Regions from separate parts of the Homo sapiens genome. Here region 1 is linked to region 2. The links are chromatin contacts, found by Hi-C in ENCODE. All regions are on one chromosome and are shown on one strand. The core of a region is the stretch at or near the end of the contact, and the rest is flanking DNA. Distances in the headings are between cores, read along the strand shown. Region 1 has its middle 50 kb from the start of LINC00368. Region 2 holds the start of NAXD-AS1 (NAXD antisense RNA 1).

What was found. A loop is a pair of places that touch in the nucleus more often than their neighbours do. Pooled maps may share reads with other maps.
Region 1: a loop to region 2 is called in a pooled map, with 4 times the contacts of the local background. The contact joins the enhancer-like site here to the promoter of NAXD-AS1 in region 2. A Hi-C loop is called at or near these places in 1 of 168 maps with a recorded cell type or tissue (tibial artery), 2 of 37 single-sample maps with no recorded cell type and 4 of 50 pooled maps.

What each region holds. Positions count from the first base shown.
Region 1 is chr13:111,043,553-111,048,873 of GRCh38, forward strand. No RefSeq gene overlaps it. Among named protein-coding and RNA genes, the nearest start is that of LINC00368, 50 kb to the right of the region's middle. RefSeq lists enhancers at 3,310-3,604, 3,388-3,557, 3,578-3,637. Within about 2 kb of position 3,124, at least 6 of the 41 ENCODE cell types and tissues checked have a DNase peak (open chromatin) inside an H3K27ac peak, as active enhancers do.
Region 2 is chr13:110,613,355-110,618,508 of GRCh38, forward strand. NAXD-AS1 (NAXD antisense RNA 1) reads right to left here and starts at 2,999. Exons shown (of 1, transcript NR_182301.1): 1 at 1-2,999. It overlaps NAXD (NAD(P)HX dehydratase), which reads left to right and starts at 2,191. Exons shown (of 10, transcript NM_001242882.2): 1 at 2,191-2,293. The coding sequence starts at 2,248. RefSeq lists enhancers at 1,272-2,199, 3,101-3,150, 3,171-3,220 and silencers at 2,401-2,650, 2,661-2,820.

The sequences.
Region 1 (5,321 bases), core at 1,874-4,373, 430 kb after region 2:
CGCTGTGGCTTCCCTGTGAGGACACAACCCCCTGCGTGGCCTCCCTTGGTCCCTCTCTGTTGCGCTGCTCTCCAGCGCACTGTCCCACGCCCTGAGTGTGTAGCGTCTGGAGGACGCGTGTGTCCCTGGGGTTTCTGTGCTCGTCATGGATGACAGCACAGAGTCCATGTCACGTGAAGACCCATGTTCAGCCTCTTCCTGCCCTCCAGGCCCATCCTCTGCACACACCCTCCCCTGGGGAAGGCCCTGAGGCTCTGGGGCCAGATGGCTGGGCAGTGAATCATCTTGTGGCCTCAATATCTCGTCTGCAAAACGGGTACCATGGTGATAAGTGACAGCAGCAACAACAACAACAAGAAAAACACACCAGGGTTTCAGGAGGGCCACGTGAATTAATATGAGCATGTTCAATTTACAGTAGTGCCTGCATCTTCTATGAGCTCAATATTGTGGGCCAGTGTTGTTTCTCATGATTTCTTGCCTCACAGCTTAAACTTCAGCAATTATAGAAATACTTGTTTGCTCCAGCACACACATACAAACACACATACACACCATGCACACACACACCACACACACACCATACACACATACACACCATGCATGTGGACACGCACACACATGCACATACACATACATGTGCACACACATATGTCACATATACACACATACACAGCACGCAGACGCACACACACCATACACATACACACACATATACATGGCATGCACATAGACACACATGCACATACACCATATACTCGTGTACACATGCAATACATATACACACATACGCAGCACGCACGTGCACACACACCACACACATACACACACATACACATCATGCGCATAGACACACACACATACACCACGTACACATGTACACACACACTACATATACACACATACGCAGCACACACACACACACACCATGAACATACACACACATATACACATCATGTGCATAGACACACACGCACATACACCACATACACGTGTACACATGCACCACATATACACACATATGCAGCATGCACACACACATACCCCCAGCCTCACCTCTGCTCCTCTGTCCCCTGGCCAGATACTGCCCTCTTGGCTGCCTGAGTCCTGGGTGCTCACAGCTCAGGACTCCTTCACAAGATGCTCCTCTGCCTCTCTCCGAGCTGAGTTAGGGACCCCTCTGTGCTCCGGGAATAAAGTGGGTCTGCTCTGCGTGGCCCCCGCACACTGGATAAAATGATGCGTGTTGACGGAATCCTGGCACTTGGAGGGGGGCGTGCATGCAGGTCCTGGAGAGGCAGGGGCACAGTCTGCGTCCTCGGCAGGGGGCCCCTCTATGAACAAACGTGGGCTCTGTTACACTCCCGGGGCCCCCTCTATGAACAAACGTGGGCTCTGTTACACTCCCGGGGCCCCCTCTATGAACAAACGTGGGCTCTGTTACACTCCCGGGGCCCCCTCTATGAACAAACGTGGGCTCTGTTACACTCCCGGGGCCCCCTCTATGAACAAACGTGGGCTCTGTTACACTCCCGGGGCCCCCTCTATGAACAAACGTGGGCTCTGTTACACTCCCGGGGCCCCCACTATGAACAAACGTGGGCTCTGTTACACTCCCGGGGCCCCCTCTATGAACAAACGTGGGCTCTGTTACACTCCCGGGGCCCCCTCTATGAACAAACGTGGGTTCTGTTACACTCCCGGGGTGCCCCAGCACTCCCTGCATCTACATCTGCAGCCAGGCCAACCCCAGTAGGGCCTGCGAGGAGGGGCCATGCCAAAGGGACCATGTGACTCTTCCCATCTGCACGACGGGAGTGGGGAATCTTCATGGGGGTGGACAGTGAGGGCATGGGGTGATGGTGGGTGATGCTGAGCCAGGCTGAACCCATGGGTGTGTGTTCACTATGTGGGGATTGCAGAATCCGTGTTCTAGTTTAAGGCAGAAAGGGCTCTGGGGCTTGCTGGCTAAAACATGGGCCTAGGGGTGCCCCGTCCTAAATGAAGTCAGTGTGTAACCTGTCTTGGGATGCTGTGGAAGAAACTGCAGCTCACAGCAGTGAGGGGAGAGGATGCTGTGAAAGAAGCTGCAGCTCACAGCAGCAAGGGGAGAGTGGACCAGCAGAGAGGATTGCCATGCAAGACTTGCTTATCCTGGGAGAGTCTGGAAACCCTACCTGACTGTGATAGCAAACCTGGGAGGGGATCTACACCCTTGCAGAGCTCTTCTCTGCAGCCCAGACCTCACAGTCAGAGCCACAGCCACCGCCGGAAAGCTAAGGGCAGCGAGAACCATCAGAACATGGTTTCAAGGTGGGGTGGTGCCCACAGGCACAGCAGAGGCCAAGCAGCAGCCAGGGGAGGATGGCTCCCAGGGCCCCGTGGCCTTGGCTGGTGATGGTGGTGTTCCTAGAAGGGAAACGGAGGGAAGCCTACTCAATTCCTTCTTGATCTACATAAACAGAGAAGTTCTAGGCCAAGTGAATGAAAGCCTACTCTGAATCATAAAAGCAGAGTGTTGCTGCCCCTAAAACAATTCCCAAACAGACTTGAGCCAGCTGACAGATCCAGAGCCCTCAAAGAAGAAGCCCAAGGAAGGACCCCACTCTCTTCCCAGAGTTTGTATTGTTACTCTTTCTCCCAGACCCCCCAAAAGGGACAGCCTTTCACCCACGTCACTGTGCACGGGAAAGGAAATAATCAGAACTTTCCAGGGCTATTGGACTCTGGTTCTTAACTGACTCTGATTCCAGAAGGACCAAAATGTCTGTGGCCCCCAATCAGAGTAGGGGCTTATGGAGGTCAGGTGGTCACTGAAGCCTTAGCTCCAGTCTGTCTCCCAGCGGGCCCAGTAGATCCCCATCTTGTGGCTCCTTCCCCAGGTCTGGGGAGCATAAGTGAAACAGACACACTCAGCAGCCAACAGAACCCCCTCCTACCCCTGGCTGTTCCCAGCATAACGTAGTACACAAACTATGCTCTCAGAAGCACTGTGGAATAGAAGAGCCATCTAAAGAGTAATGATATTATTGAACACGGTGCGAGCACCAGGGGTCCGCTCACTGGGTTTGTGTTTGCAGCTGGTGGTGTGGTTCTGACTACCGGCCATGGCTCTGGCCCATCCTGCTGTCCTGCTCTTGCTCAACGGGACCACGTGCAACAGGGGCACCTCCTGGGCCTCTGCAGACTTGGTTCTGGTGGGACAGCTGTCCCATCATAAGCTGCAGCTGTCGCAGCTGCTCTCACTCCCACATCCCTGGCACATGACCCTTCCATTCATGTTTTAGGATTCTTCACTAAGACCCCAAACAGCCCCCGGTTAACTTAGGTCACCTTGGAACACTTGGTGCACTTTCTTCCTCAAGTATGTGTTGAGAGAAGATTCAGAGACATGACTTCATTGGTGCTTCCGTTTTCTCTATTTACTGGGTCTCTTTGTTTTGATGTGGGGGTGTCACCCCATATTTTTAGAACGAAGTCCACATGACAATGACTCACCCCTTTTAAGCTCCCCTTGTGGCAGCACAGGGCTCAGCCATCTTTTACTTCATCTCACTGCCTTAAGAGTAAGCAGAAATTTGAAACTGAAAGATGTTGATTATAACAGTTTATTTGCTATTTCCTTCTTGCTCCATAAAATGGAAACCACTGCATTGAATCTCTTTACTTGTCCAGTCACCTGTATTTATGCAACTGCATTTCATATCAAATATGAAATAAATGATCCAAGATGCCCCTAGATGATTCTACAGTCAAATTCAGAAATTATCTTGCTAACTCTTGCATTAAAATAAACTGAAGACCAGGAAGTAGTGAATTGCCTCAGATTACATAAAATATGACATAATATTATTAATTTTTAAGACACTTAATTTACACGAGAAATAAGAAAAGAAAAGTGAGAACTGAAAAGGGAAGTGCAAGGCACAATGGGAGTAAAACATGGGCTGGTGAGGGCACAGCCAGGCCACCTCGCCCACCCTCTAGTCCACAGCCCCGCAGGCTGGGCCACCTCGCCCACTGTCTTGTCCACAGCTCTGGCTCTGCACTCAGCATGCAGTAGGTCCTCAATCAGGACTCGTTAAATGATCACTAAGTAAACAGACAACAGAACACAAGCCCAGTCACCACTTTGGTTGCTTTTGTTCATGAATTGACTGTACATGAAATAGAAAATAATATCTATTATCTATGTACAGGAAAATACCAATTCATTGTCAAAATCTGGTTGTAAACATAGAAATGAGGTAAGAAAATGCAAAGTATGGCATGATGAATCTAAGCTCTGTGTCTATATCTTCTCTACTTTGTTATTTAAAATATGAGTTTCACCATTTTGGGAGGCTGAGGTGGGCAGATCACCTGAGGTTGGGAGTTCAAGACCAGCCTGACCAACATGGAGAAACCCCGTCTCTACTAAAAATACAAAAAAATTAGCCGGGCGTGGTGGCAAGCACCTGTAATCCCAGCTATTCAGGAGGCCGAGGCAGGAGAATCGCTTGAACCTGGGAAGCAGAGGTTGCAGTGAGCCGAGATCGCGCCATTGCACCCCAGCCTGGGCAACAAGAGCAAAATTCCATCTCAAAAAAAAAAAAGTTTCTGAAAAGTCTTCAGCTTTCCCTCTTTCTTAGGAATAGGATTTGTGTTTCACAATATGTACAGTTAGGGAGACCCAGGTAAACATGCTGATGCTGGAACAAGAACGAGCCTCAGAAAAGTGGAGTCCTGTGGTTCTCTGTCTTCATCAGAAAAAGAGGACAGTGTATTTATTTTTTAAATCAATAAGTTCCTAATAAAATTGAGAGGACTGAGGGTCTTTTTCTTTCCCTTTAGATAAAATTAATTTTAAGGTTCTTTCTAGAATGGCAAAGTCATTGTAGGGGAACAGACTGGCTCCCACGTGAGTCAGGGAGGACAGTAGACAAGGGACCAGGCAGTGCCCTGGGGCAGGTCGGGATGCAGAGAGTCACTCCCTGAAAACCTGGAAAGAGGATCTAGGGCAGAGCTCCTGTGGGCTACCTCTGGTACCGTGGGCTAGCTCTGGCCCCGTGGGCTAGCTCTGGCACCTTGCTACCTCAGCTTGCTCCACGCACACACTCTCAAACAGCAGAAGGCACAGCTAGCCAGGTGGGAGAGATGGCGTGTTTGTGGAAGGCGTCCACATGAAGAGTGGTAGTGATAAGTCGACATGCAGCAATGTCCAGTCCATAAAAAGGATATGCATGTCCATCAGTGAGCACATCCTTGTCAAAACATTTTCAGCAGAAGTAGAAATGATGTAGGTGTAGGGACATACTCCACAATATCAGCTCCTAGAAGCA
Region 2 (5,154 bases), core at 1,749-4,248:
CAGAAAGGGGTTCCAATCCAGACCTCAAGAGGGTTCTTGGACCTTGTGCAAGAAAGAATTCTGGGCGAGTCCATAAATTGAAAGCAAACTTATTAAGAAAGGGAATAAAAGAATGGCTACTCCATAGGCAGAGCAGTGGCACTGGCTGCTTGACTGAATATACTTATGAGACTTGAAGCCAGCTGGACTTCCTGGGTCGAGTGGGGACTTGGAGAACTTTTCTGTCTTACAAGAGGATTGTAAAATGCACCAATCAGCACTCTGTAGCTAGGATTGTAAAATGCACCAATGAGCGCTCTGTAGCTAGCAAGAGGATTGTAAAATGCACCAATCAGTGCTCTGTAAAACGCACCAATCAGCAGGATCCTAAAAGTAGCCAATTGCAGGAAAGATTGAAAAAAGGGCATTCCGATAGGGCAGAAACAGAACATGGGAGGGGAGAAATAAGGGAATAAAAGCTGCCCCACCCCCCCACCCCCGCCAGCCAGCAGCAGCAATCCACTTGGGTCCCCTTCCATGCTGTGGAAGCTTTGTTCTTTTGCTCTTCATAATGAATCTTTTTTTTTTTTTTTTTGAGGTGGAGTCTCGCTCTGTGGCCCAGGCTGGAGTGCAGTGGCCCGATCTCGGCTCACTGGAAGCTCTGCCTCCCAGGTTCACGCCATTCTCCTGCCTCAGCCTCCTGGGTAGCTGGGATTACAGGCGCCCGCCACCATGTCCGGCTAATTTTTTGTATTTTTAGTAGAGACAGGGTTTCACCGTGTTAGCCAAGATGGTCTCGATCTCCTGACCTTGTGATCCACCCGCCTCGGCCTCCCAAAGTGCTGGGCTTACAGGCATGAGCCACCACGCCCGGCCTCTTCATAATAAATCTTGCTGCTGCTCACTCTTTGGGTCTATGCCACCTTTAAGAGCTGTAACACTGTGAAGGTCCGCAGCTTCATTCTTGAAGTCAGTGAGACCATGAACCCACCGGCAGGAACTAACTCCACACATAGTTATAGTTATCTCTTGATTATAGGCTAAATAAGGAGGGGATTATTCATGAGTTTTCTGGGAAAGAGGTTGGCAATTGCTGGAACTGAGGGTTCCTCCCCTTTTTAGACCATATAGAGTAATTTCCTGATGTTGCCATAGCATTTGTAAACTCTCATGGCGCTGGTAGGAGTGTCCTTTAGCATGCTAATACGTTATAATCAGCAAATAATGAGCAATGAGGACACAGAGGTCACTTTTGTGGCCATCTTGGTTTTGGTAGGCTTTGGGCCAGTTTCTTTACTGTGTCATCTTATCAGTGCGGTCTTTGTGACCTGTATCTTGTGCCCACCACCTCATCCTGTGGCCAAGAATGTCTAACCCCCTGGGAATGCAGCCCAGTAGGTCTCACCCTCATTTTACCCAGTCCCTATTCAAGATGGAATCGCTCTGGTTAAAAGGCCTCTGACATGTTGAGCCATCCTTTCACCTCAGCCTCTCAAGTAGCTGGACTACAGGTGTGCCACACCATCCCCTGCTAATTTTCCAAAAAAATTTTGGTAGAGAAGGGGGTCTCCTTATGTTGTCCAGGCTGGTCTCAAACTCCTGGGCTCAAACGATCCTTCCATCTTGGCCTCCCAAAGCATTGGGATCACACGCGCGAGCCACCGCACCTGGCCCCACAAGTTTCTTTTAGCACCATGACGGTGGCTTCAAATAGGGCGGCAGTGGAGGTAAGAGGCCATCAGCCACAGGAGGAGCGTGGGTGGGAGGGCAGGAGAGGTCAGAATGCCTTCCAGGGGTTTGGGCCTCAGCGTTGGAGTGATGGAGCTGCCCTGACCTGAGACGGTGGAAAGCGAAGGGGCCTCGCAGCGAGCTGGTTTGGGGTTCAGGGCAGAGGTTGCGCCTGGAGCAGAAAGGCACCTGACTGCTATACTGGGGGCACATAGTGGGCCTCGGCACTCCACCTGCCAGCAAAATCATTTTCTATAACGCCGCAAGCCTAAAAATGGGCCGATAAACACAAACCAGACCCTGAACCAGATCGTTGTTAACTCTTCAACCTGCCTTCCAGCCGAACCTCTTAGGCCAGAGCTGGGACCAGGCCGGGTTGGGCGTCGCGCTTGTCAATCATCTAGAACCGGGTGTGATTGAGCGAGTTGGGATCCCACTGCCGACAGCCGCGCGGAGGCGGTCGGGAAACCGGAAAACGCTTCCAATGGCTGTGTTTCCGGCGACGGCGCGGGGGCAGCTGGGAATCCGGAATGCTGCCCGATGGCCCTGGGTCCTCGCTGTGGGGCAATCCGGGCTTGCAGACGAGGTAAGGTCGATTCCATTTGGCCCGGGGATGGTCACACGCGCGGGGGCCGGAACTGCCGTCGCCGGCGCGGTCGTTGTCGCATTGCTCTCGGCCGCACTCGCGCTGTACGGGCCGCCACTGGACGCAGGTACCCGACCGCTGACCGCCTCTGCTGGCTCGCGGGGGGGAAGCGCCGCCGAGGGGCAGCCCGCGCGCGGGGCCGGGGCGCCGTGTGGCCTGCGGGGCGGAGTAGGGAGAGGACGGAGGCCTCCTGGAACGGCGCGGCGACGGCTGGGCGCGGCTTGGGTGATGGGAGCCTCCGTGCGGGGTGACAGAGGGGCAGAGGGTGGCGCCGGGCCGGAGCCAGTGCGCGTCCCAGGAGCGGCGGAGCCCGCGCGGTGGCCGGGGAACGGGGGGCCGAGGGCCGAGGACGGTAGGAGGGCCCTGGGGCGCCGTGGTGCGCTGGTCGGATCCGTCTGCTCTGCTCTGTCCCCGCTCCCGGTCTGGGAAAGATGCTCGCCAACTGCGGGCTTGCTGTTTGGTCGGAGCTGGATACGGGGGCCCTCCTGGGGCCCAGGGACGCGGCGGGCGTGCAGGCGAGCTGGCCGGCTGAGCGGGCTTCGCGCACACCAGGAGCAGGGCCGTGTCTGCATCCCCAATTTGAAGTCCCAGTGCGACTGGGCAAGTACAGACCCTGCACGTCCTTGGACGAGAGGGACTGGATATTGCGACGCCTGGGCCGCAGAAAAGGACTCCACCAGCCAGGCCTCCTTCGCCCGCCCCCGGTTCGGGGTGTGTGTGTGCGTGTAGGAGGTCCCTTGGGGAGGGAGGCTCACCTGAGTCATCCCCAGAACCTGAAGTGCTGGCCAGATGTCCCCGAGGGCCCTGCCCTGGCCTTGGCTGGTCCTTGCACGCTGAGATGCCTTTTCAAATAGAACGGATAAGGTAGAAAGAATTTAAACAGGAGCTGAGCAAGTGCTTGGAGCCCCATCTCTTCATAGGGTTTTTTTGTCTTTCTGTTTGCCTTGTTGGTATTGGTGTATCTAACATATTTTATACAGGAAGTAGTTCGTGTATATCTCATTTCTCATAAGGAGAGATTGCTGTTATCCACCTTGGTATAGAAGATAAATAGAAGCTCAGAGAAAGTGACTTAGCCAGGATTCTCCAGCCAGTGAGTGGCCGAAATGGTTAAACGCACCATTTGTTGCTGTAGTCATTAGATAGATTTTACCTTGTGTGTATGTTGGGCATCGTCAGAGAGTTTGGCTTTTTGTTTTCATCAGCACACACTGAGAATGCACTGGGTGGCGCTGAGAGGGTACTCTACACTGCACCTCACTCACACCAGCAGGGAGGCTTCTTAACACTTTATTTAGAGATTTATTTGTAGCTCTTTACCTTAAATTCACACACCGTGATTAGTAGCAAGATTTTTCATTGCGCTTGGTTGAGGATTTATTATCAGACTGCCTAAACTTTTACGAAAAGCCAGGTAGAGTTGTATATTACTGAGGCTTTAGGAAATATTTCAGTTAACTTAGGGATTGTGGTTAAATGCTCTAAATTAGTTATAACTCACATTAACTTAAAGTATTTTTGTTTTTTTAAGTAGAATTTTCCAGTACTAAAAGCACTTTTAGCACAAAGCAGCAGTGATAGTCTTCCCCAGACACGCTTCCTTAAAACAAAAGCCAAACAAATTTAACCTGTTCTTCCAGACTCAGAATTGTCTGAAGAGTTACCGAATGGGATACATCTTAAGTCGCCTATTGTCAAGGCCTTTTTATCCTTCAGAACTTTGATCTTTATATGTAAATGTTTCTGTGTTAACATTTGAAATGTTAAGTTCAAATGGTGACGTCAGTAAGCCAGCTGGAACTTGCTTCACTGCCAAGTGCTGGGAAGTTTAGTTGACCTGCTTTGGCCCTTTTGCTAACAGAAGCTGTTTATCTTAGGTGAATGCTGGTGAGCAGCCTGGATTTTACTTTGTGTTAATACAATTCTATTCAAGTGAAAATGCTATACTTCTTATTTTGCCTTAAAATGGCAGCATTTTACACCTACTGTGTGCCCACAAAAATAAAAACAAAAACATGGCAGCACTTTGGTAAAATAGTGTCTTGTGGCCTGGCTTGTCCATTACTAACCACAGCATCTGCACAGGTTTCTCTCTGGGCCCCAGTTTCCTTATCTGTAAAAGAAAGATAAAGTGCTAGTGAGGAGAGTGAATCACGATGTCTTGACTTCATCGAACATGTATCAAGTGTCTTGTTCTGTGCCAGGCTGTGTTCGAGGTGATTGAGTCCCACATGGAAGCAGTCAGTGCTGCAGCTTGCGGATGGTGCCACATTCCTCGTGGGCAGGCAGTAGTAGGGTGCTGATTCTCTGCCAGTCCAGACATAAGAACTTCCTTCTTATGTCCAGGTCAGCCCCTACCATGTAGGTTGTCTGTGTGCTCGAAAGGTTTCAGAACCCCACATGTAATAATAGTTACTTTTGGTATCACTTTGAATTTTTAAAATTATGTAGCAAAAAAGTTACTATTAATTATATTATGAGTTTAACATAATTTTAAGCTAGCTTCCATTTGAGAGCCGTTGTTCTCATGTGTAAATCTTGAAATATTCAGTTTCTGGATGGCGCTTCTTGTTCTCCAGGGTTCTTAGACCCAGCCCTTACGGTAGCATCATGGCCAGGGAACTGGGAATCTCACAAAGTCTTAAGATTTCACAACGGAACAGGAGCAGGAGGAGGCGACTCCCGCTGGTGGGTTGATCAAGTTGCTGTGAAGGTGGTTTGCACATTTTGGGCTTCAAAACACTACCTTCTGTATAAGATAAAGGAATAGCTCAGAACAGGATTCCCCCCGTGTTTTCTTC